Regions from separate parts of the Homo sapiens genome. Here region 2 is linked to region 1. The links are chromatin loops, found by intact Hi-C in ENCODE. Cell type or tissue: OCI-LY7. All regions are shown on one strand. Each heading gives the region's core, and the rest is flanking DNA. Links, peaks and the distances in the headings are about the cores only.

Region 1 (4,380 bases), core at 225-4,224:
TTCATTCTTGTTGCCCAGCTGGAGCGCAATGGCGCAATCTCAGCTCACTGCAACCTCTGCCTCCCAGGTTCAAGCGATTTTCCTGCCTCAGCCTCCCGAGTAGCTGGGATTACAGGCGCCCGCCACTACACCCAGCTACTTTTTTGTATTTTTAGTAGAGACGAGGTTTCACCATGTTGGCCAGGCTGGTCTTGAACTCCTGACCTCATGACTTACCCGCCTCGGCCTCCTATAGTTCTGGGATTACAGGCGTGAGCCACCGCGCCCGGCCTCATGTCTTCATTTTTATTCCCAATAGTTCCCTGCTTGGTTAGGAGTCACTATTAAGTAGTAAGAGGTAAACAGCGGCCGGAGCTCAGGAGGCAGGCAGCGACCTTAGCGTCGCCGCGGCGGGGTCCCCGAGCCCCTGCCTCCCCCTCGGTGGGCGTGGCCGCTTCCCAGAATGCCCCGCCTCCCGCGGCGCGCTAGCTCCGGCGCTGGACTCCCTCCAGGTCACACCGCCTGAGGTCACACCGTCTGGGCCCCAGCCGCGCCTCCGCCCTCAGCGTCTCGCTGCGCAACCCACACACGTGCGTAGCGTGCAGACTCGGACACCTCACGCCCGGCACAGATACACTAGCACTCACCTCCACACACAACACGCAAATGACACAAGTCTCTCTGAGCCCAACAAAGGCCACGCACCACTGCACACCCCGACATCTTGCTGGCGGCACACACAGCATGCGCAAAGCGTCGCACAAACGCATCTGCACGCAAATGACACACACATCTCAGCCTCCACACCAAACACAACTCACAATATATACACAACACTCAACTCTGCTCACCAATGACCTGAATATGTCCCTTGACACACCAAACACAGCACACACAATACACACATTAGTGCTTATACATGCACACACTACAAACACCTGCATTTAGGCAAGAGACTACACGAGTCACTAGCACCCACATAGCGAGTTTCACACCAGACACATATACACCACAGGCATTCTTCCCTCCTCACACGAACGACATGTACATTCCACACTACACCAAATACAAAACATACATTTACACCACTGGCATTCTTCCCTCCTCACACGAACGACATGTACATTCCACACTACACCAAATACAAAACATACATTTACACCACTACTGAAAAAACACATTCATTGCACACAAATGGCATGCGTACGAAGGTTACCCATATACGCTAAATCCAACACACTATATATACAAGCCCTAACGCATGCATGCATCTTACAAGCAACATGGACACATACATAGCAACGTAAACCCAGCACACAAATCCAAATGTGCCACCAGATCCACACTAAGCCCTCTATGCCAAACATGAATAATCACATGTGTAACCACACCTCAGCACACACTACTTATATGTACCACGCCAAACGAAATCACACCCACATCTGACCTACACACCCCTACGTACACCTAGAATGACCAACCGTCCCTGTGTGCCCAGGACTGGCTCGGTTTTAGCATTGAAAGTCCTGTGTCCTTGGAAGCCCCTCAATTCTGCGCTATCCCGAACAGTTAGTCACCCTATGCATTGTTTAGATGAATTATGCCTGGGACCTCAGTAAACACCAGTTATAAAACCTGAGCTGCTGCCAGGCGCAGTGGCTCATGCCTGTAATCCCAGCATTTTGGGAGGCTGAGGCGGGTGGATCACCCGAGGTCAGGACTTTGAGACCAGCCTGGCCAACATACTAAAACCTCATCTCTACCAAAAATACAAAAATTAGCTGGGCATGGTGGTGCAGGCCTGGAATCCCATCTACTCGGGGGGCTGAGGCAGGAGAATCGCTTGAACCTGGGAGGGGGAGGTTGCAGTGAGCCGAGATCGCACCATTGCACTCCAGCCTGGGCCACAGAACAGGACTCTGTCTCAAAAAACACAAAACCTGAGCTGCTGTGGGGGAATAGAGACGGAAGCTGCAGTGGCCCAGAGCTAAGGGAACCCAGGTGTGCCTCACTGAGCACCAAGACCCCCACCTCCTGTCTAGAAGGTGAAATGTGTTTCAGGGAGGAAACGCCTTAAGAACAATGAGGAGCTGTCAACACCTTCCAAAAAAAGGAAAGAAGCAGAGAGGCCTAACCACACCTGACTTAGGGGTTTTACCCTTGGCAAAGCACTTTTACTGAACTTATCTCATCTGATCCTTACAAAAACATGTGAGCATAGGTGCTGTTATGACAGCGATGCCGGAGAAGTCCAGGTCAGACAGATCAGGTCTGGGGGGAGTCGCATCCCCCTGCTTCCCCTACCCAGATTCCTCCTCTCTTGTCAGCTGTCTGCACAACCCCCTTTATTCCCCATCCTGGCTGAGACACCGTGGTTGGAATCAAGAAGCCACCCGTCTTGAGCTACCACCTTCAAAAGCCTTTCATTCCCTCCTAATGGGGCAAGGCGCCAAGGCTGCCCCACCCTAGGGGTGGATTAGGTCTCCGCCTCCCTGTTGGGGTTTAAGGTACATCAAAAGAGCTCCCTGCACCAAAATAGCACTTGCAAGCCCTGCCTGGTAGCCTGAAATGATACCAGGAGAGTCCCCTTTTAGATTAAGGCTTCGTACCTCAAAGACATGTTCAAAGTGCACCTGTGTCCCTGGGAAGGACTCCCACGCTGCAGCCTCCAGCACCTTCACTGGCATTGTCTTGCCTGTCACTCCGTGCATTGCAACAGACATTGCCTAATGCCAGCTTGCTGATGGAATTAGATTGTCTCTAGCAAGACCTGTGGGAATGGGGCACAGGATAGAATAGTTCTGAGCCTGGGTGAGGGAGGGTGTGAGAAGGGTCAGTGACTTAGCGAGGGGGAAACATGATAGAAGAGGTAGAGGGTGTTGAGAAGGATGGGACATGTCCTTGGCAGGAGTGGAGGAGACCCTGAGTCTAAGAAGGAAGGCAGAAGGATTACACGAGCTTTCCAGAGATGACAGGAAGTAAAAAAGGGCTGAGCGTATAGGATGAGCATATTCTGGGGAGTAGGGGTCTGTGCCTGAGGAGGGGGCTATTTGTGGGGGACATTCTGGTTTGTAGGCAATCACAGAGCACTCCTCTGTGGAAGCTGAAGGAAAAAAATGTCATGGCATGGGAAAATGTTTGTGATCTGTTGATGAGTGAAGAAAAAACAGAACATAGAGTAGGATCCCTATTTTGTAACAATAGCTGGAAAGACATCAAAACATTAGTGGTGCTTATCCCCGCTGTATCAAGGGTGACTTGCATTTCTTCGTGGAGCCTTTCTATAGTTTTCAGATTTTCTTCAATGAACTTGGAATATGATTTTTTTAATATCATGAAAAGGATTGTTTCAGAGGAGGATTCATTGATTATTTATTGAGTGCTTATTAAATTCTCCAGTGTTGACACCACATGTGATGTGGAGGCTGGAAGCCATAGTCATTGTTGCTCTTAGCTCTAGTCATGGCACAGAGGTACAGTTCAGTGCAGAAGGACATGGACTCTGGAACTAGACTGCCTGGTTTCAAATCCTTCTTCTGTACCTGTGTGGCCTGGGCAAATGGCTTGACCTTTCTGTGTTTTAGTTGCCTCATCTGTAAAATGGGGGTAATAACAGTACCTGTAAGGATTAGTTGAGCTGATACATGTGAACACTCAGAAGAGCAACTGGTATAAGATAATCACAACCTGAGTGTCAGTGGTTATTGTCATTAGTGGTTAAGAGCTTTGCCTCTGGAGCCAGCCTGTCTGGGTTCAAATCCTTGCTCTGTTTCTGTCTGGCTTGAGAAGTGGTTTCATCTCTATCTCTACCTCAGTTTCCTAATCTGTAAAATGGGGATAAAAGTAATGGTGCCTCATTCCTGAAATGAGTAATGGTGAAAATTAACCAAGTAACTATGGATCAAGTACTTAGAACCGGGCCTCTGTAAGTATGAACTACTTTCATTTTTATTATTACTCTTTCTTTTTTTTTTTTTTTTGATGCAGAGTCTTGCTCTGTCGCCCAGACTGGAGTGTAGTGGCACGATCCCAGCTCACTGCAACCTCTGCCTCCGGAGTCCAAGCGATTGTCCTGTCTCAGCCTCCCGAGTAGCTGGGATTACAGGTGCCCACCACTACGCCCAGCTAGTTTTTGTATTTTTAGTAGAGACAGGGTTTCGCCTTGTTGGCCAGGCTGGTCTTGGACTCCTGACCTCAAGTGATCCGCCTGCCTCGGCCTCCCAAAGTGGTGGGATTACAGGCGTGAGCCACCACGCCCAGCCTATTACTCTTGGTGGAGGCAGAGAATGAGGGTGAGGAATCACACAGCACCCTGTATAGTGCCAGCCTGGGGTCCAGGATGCATAGACGGTTGTGGTGGGCACTGCAGGATGGCCCCATTCTCTCTCTATCTTGCCTCTC
Region 2 (4,380 bases), core at 199-4,198, 58 kb after region 1:
GCTGCCTGGCCCCAACTCCTGCTCCTCCCAGGCGTGACTCTGACCACCACCGCGAGGTCCAGCAGCTCTATGAGGAGATGGAGCAGCAGATCCGCCAGGAGAAGCAGCAGCTGCAGGCTGAGGTGGGCTCCCGCCGGCAGCCTGCCTCCTTCCCACTGCCCGGGACACCTCTGCTGGCTAAGGAATGGGGCCAGTGACTGGCCAGGGTGGGGAACAGGAGGCTGCTGTAGTGAATCCTCTCCCTGCCCTGAGCAGCTGGTGTTCCCCAGAGAGACGAGGTGGGGAGTGTCGAGCCTGGGCCCCCTTCCCATCTCTGCCAAGTCTCCTTGTTGCCACAATCTAGGCTGGAACTGGAGGAGTTGTCCTGAGAACCCTCCCTGCTGGGGCATCCTGGCCCAGGCACCCCAGGTGGTGGAGGTGGAGTGTGAGAAGGGCTGGCCTGCCTGGCTAGCTCTTAGAGTCTGCAGGGTGAGGGCTGAATCTACCTACTCCACAGAGCGACTCTCGGGGCCTGGCCCTCACCTCCCAGATGCAGGACGTCCTAGAGGCCAAGGAGCGCGAGGTGCAGCGACTAGCTGAGGGCCAGAGGGAGGTGAGTAATAGGGTTTCCCAGAAACCTACTTCCGAACAGGTCTTTAATATCTATGAACCTCAGTTTCCTATCAGAGACATGGAAATCAGAACTCCTGCCTTAGAAGGTACTGTGATGATTAGAGATACTACATGTGAGGGCCTGAGACAGTGCCTGGCACGTAGTAGGTGCTTTGTGCCTCAGTTGTTCCATCTCTGAAACTGACCTAGCTTCCTGCTTAGGGTCAGGTTACTTGCTGCTGCCCGGACACTGCAGGTCTTATAGCCTGTAGTCACTTCCAGGTGGCACTGTGGTTGAGTGTTTGGGTCTGAGACCCTGCCCCATTTTTTTTTTTTTGACACGGAATCATGCTGTCACCCAGGCTGGAGTGCAGTGGCGCAGTCTTGGCTCACTGCAAGCTCCGCCTCAGTTCACCTCAGGAGAATGGTTCACGCCATTCTCCTGCCTCAGCCTCCCGAGTAGCTGGGACTACAGGCGCCCATCACTGCGCCCAGCTAATTTTTTGTATTTTTAGTAGAGATGGGGTTTCACCGTGGTCTCAATCTCCTGACCTTGTGATCAGCGCCCCATTATCTCTTCCTTTCTCAACTTGAAGACCACTGACCTTGGTAAAATTGTGCTCTGCTGTAACCAGGACAAGAAGCATCCCTTCAGCCCGGGACAAGATTCCTCGAGCCGTCCTCACCACGGCCTGGGCTGGCCCTGTTACCAGGTTGATTTCCCAGGTGCCTCTGCTGCTGCTCCTTGGAAATCGAGGCAGGCCCCTCCTGCCAAGTGAAGAGATAGGGCTTTACACATGGGGCCATTTCGTCCTGTCCCCTGTGGATGTGAAGCTTCTCCCCTCCAATCATTTATTCCTTCACCCCACAGCTACTTATCCAGCACCAACTATGTGCCAGACACTGTTCCAGGTCCTGAGGATCATGACAGACACAAACCTCTGCCCACAGAGTTACCATCTAGTCAGGGAGACAGGTGACATAATAACATAGGAAATGGTGATCAGTGCTAAGGAGAATAAAGTAAAACAGGGAAGGGGGATAGAAGAGTCGTAGGAGTTGAAATCGTAGTCAAAGTAAGTTGAGAAGGGAGTCAAGGAAGGCCTGGCTGAGATGATGACATTGGAGCGAAGACCTGGAGAAGTGTGATATGTGGGGGAAGGGCATCCAGGCAGAGGGAACAGCAGGTGCGAAGGCCCTGAGCGGGCATGAGCTGTGGAAGTTCACAGAACAGTAAGCAGAGCTGTGGACTGGAACAGACTGAGGCAACAGCCATAGGAAAGGAGGTGAGGGTCATGAGGGGAGGTGAGGAGGCTGCAGGAGACTGTGCAGTGTCCCGGAGGCCATTGCAAGAGCTTTGCCTTTCCCTTCACTTGGCCAAGCAATGCTCCCTCTCTGGGTCATGAGATTTGCTGTTGGATCAGGAGCCCCCTGTAGACCAGACAGGCTCAGGGGCCAGCAGCCACTGTAGGGCGCTGAGTAGAGGAGGGTGGGATTTGGCTTGGGTGTGGGGCCTTTGTGGCGCTGGTGGTTTTTGTTTCTCACACAGTCTCCCTGCCCTCCCCACCCTAGGATTTCCAGTGCCCCTCCTAGATAGGAGCTAATGGAGCTAGTTAGGCCAAGGAGGGATAACCGCCCACCACTACTCTGATTTAAGCTGGGTCTCCAGGAGCCTGGACAGGGGGTGGGGGTCTGTGTCCCACAATGGCCTTGGGAGGCTTTTTGCGCCCTGGAGGGCATCTGGGCTTCTCTCCGCCTCACCCTCCACCCTGCAGCTGGAGGCCCAGCTCTCCCACCTCAGGAGCACACATCAGGAGGCTGCCTCAGAGAACCAGCAGCTGCAGGAGGCCAAGCGTGACCTGGCTGGGCGGCTGGAGGAGGTGCGGGGGCAGCTGCAGGTGACCAGGGGGCGCCTGGACGCCGCCAGGGGCCGGGTGTCCTGGCAGGTGGAGGAGAAACTGAGGCAAGTGGCTGCTATCCCTGGACTGGGGTGGACTCTAAGGGCCTCCTGGAACCAGTGGGGAACTCTGAGTTCTCTAAGGATCTAGCTAGCACACAGTGCACACATAGACTCCTTCCTTAAACCCCACCCTCTGCCAAGCTGGAACTATCACAACCATTTCTCAGATGAGGAAACTGGGGCACAAAAAAGGGAAACACCTGTGCCCAAGGCCACATGGCTAGAAGTAAAACATGCACATGTGTGCATGTACGTGTACACACATACACACACACATACACACACACACATGTCCTAGTGCAGTGCTAGATCCCTAGCAGGCACTCACTCTACTTGTTATAGCTCAGAGAAGTGGGATGGGCCAGAATGATCAAGGAAGGCTTCCTGGAGGAGGTGAGGCTTCATGTGGGTCTTGAGGATGGACAGGATTGGATGAGGAGGAGGAATGGGGAGCACATACCAGGTGAGAAAGATTGCCTGAGCAAGGACTGGGAGGAGACCTGGCCATGGGGAGAGCAAGGGATGGTGAGGGCTGCAGGTGGGATGGGTGTGACACCACCTACCTGCCCCTCCCCGATCTTTGCTTCCCTGCTTCATTTCCAGTTTTCCTGGAGCGGGTGAGAAGACCCCAGACCCTCAGGCTGCCTCCCCTGAGGAGGCCCCCCTGCCTGGGCTATTTGGGGACAACGATGACTGGGACCAGCTACTGAGCAACTTTGGCAGCCCTCCGCACGGAGCCCTGCAGCTCTGCTGGAGCCCGCCCCCGACCCCAAGAGCCACCTCAGGCCCCCAGACACCCCGTGTGGTCAGGCAGATCTCCATCTCGGAGCCACAGGCTTTTCTATTTGGTCAGGAGCCATCTTCAGATCCAGATGGGGCTCCAAGGACCCCACCTGGGGTGACTTTCAGCGCCAAGGACAATAAAGGAGTGGACCCACATGAGCAGGACATTAGAGCAGAGCAGCCTGTTGAACCGCACGACCCGGACCCCAACCAGGAGCCAGGGTCCACACCCGAGGGCCGCCTCCTCTGGGGTCTCTCAGGAAGCCTGGTGGCACCTGCATTCAAAGTGCTCATTCCTTTGGAGGATGGGCCCCCTCCCCCTGCGAACTCTCCCCCTCCCCAGGCCCCAGCTGGGTCCAGCAAACAGATCCAGGCCTCAGACCCAGATGACAAGGGCCCTGGGTCTTGGGCTCCTCCCAGCGGGGCTCAGCCTGGGGCTGGAGCAGGACCCCAGGAACCCACACAAACCCCTCCCACCATGACTGAGCGGGAAACCCAGCCCGGACCCTCACCCACAACTGCCCTCACAGGAGTGGGCCCAGCCAAGCCGCCCAGGCAGAGAGATGCCCTCCAGCAGGACCTGCATGCCACTGGCTCTGAGCCAAGACTGGGGACCCAGAGGGCTAGAGCCCTCACCCTGGGGCCAGCTGAGCCCTTCCAGGGCCTGGAATTTGTGGGTCCGGTGCCCACAGAGAGGCTGGAGCAGGGCCAGGCGGGCCCAGCGGTGCAGGAGGGCCTTCCTGAGGGGCTAAGAGAAGCTCATGGCCAGGTCCTTGGGCTGGGTGAGCTGTCTGCCTTCCCCCACCAGGAGCTGGAAGAGGAACCCAGGTCTGAGGAAGGAAAACAAGAGGGCAGAGGTGGGCAGGACCTCAGTTCAGAGCAGTCAGAGCAGTCGGTTGAGGCTCACGGCCTAGAAACTGCGCATTCGGAACTCCCCCAGCAAGACTCTCTGCTTGTTTCTCTCCCATCTGCCACACCACAGGCTCAGGTGGAAGCAGAAGGCCCCACTCCTGGAAAATCGGCACCTCCAAGGGGCTCTCCTCCCA

What was found. Peaks named below come from ENCODE experiments on the same cell type or tissue, not always from the same donor. Only the 100,000 strongest peaks of a DNase experiment are listed, where the experiment ranks them.
Region 2: it touches region 1 in a loop (7-fold over the local background); 4 of 110 quality-filtered maps call a loop at or near these places.

The regions. Positions count from the first base shown.
Region 1 is chr6:36,660,465-36,664,844 of GRCh38, forward strand. No RefSeq gene overlaps it. Among named protein-coding and RNA genes, the nearest start is that of PANDAR, 12 kb to the right of the region's middle. RefSeq lists enhancers at 614-733, 1,834-2,333, 2,327-2,406. In OCI-LY7, for the core only: no CTCF peak of the experiment used is centred there; DNase peaks (open chromatin) are centred at 2,027 and 2,517; H3K4me3 peaks cover 2,114 bases; H3K27ac peaks cover 1,779 bases.
Region 2 is chr6:36,717,997-36,722,376 of GRCh38, forward strand. It overlaps RAB44 (RAB44, member RAS oncogene family), which reads left to right. Exons shown (of 14, transcript NM_001257357.2): 6 at 32-122; 7 at 497-592; 8 at 2,367-2,554; 9 at 3,155-4,380. Among named protein-coding and RNA genes, the nearest start is that of RAB44, 22 kb to the left of the region's middle. RefSeq lists an enhancer at 2,111-2,290. In OCI-LY7, for the core only: no CTCF peak of the experiment used is centred there; DNase peaks (open chromatin) are centred at 1,845, 2,415 and 2,735; H3K4me3 peaks cover 837 bases; H3K27ac peaks cover 1,307 bases.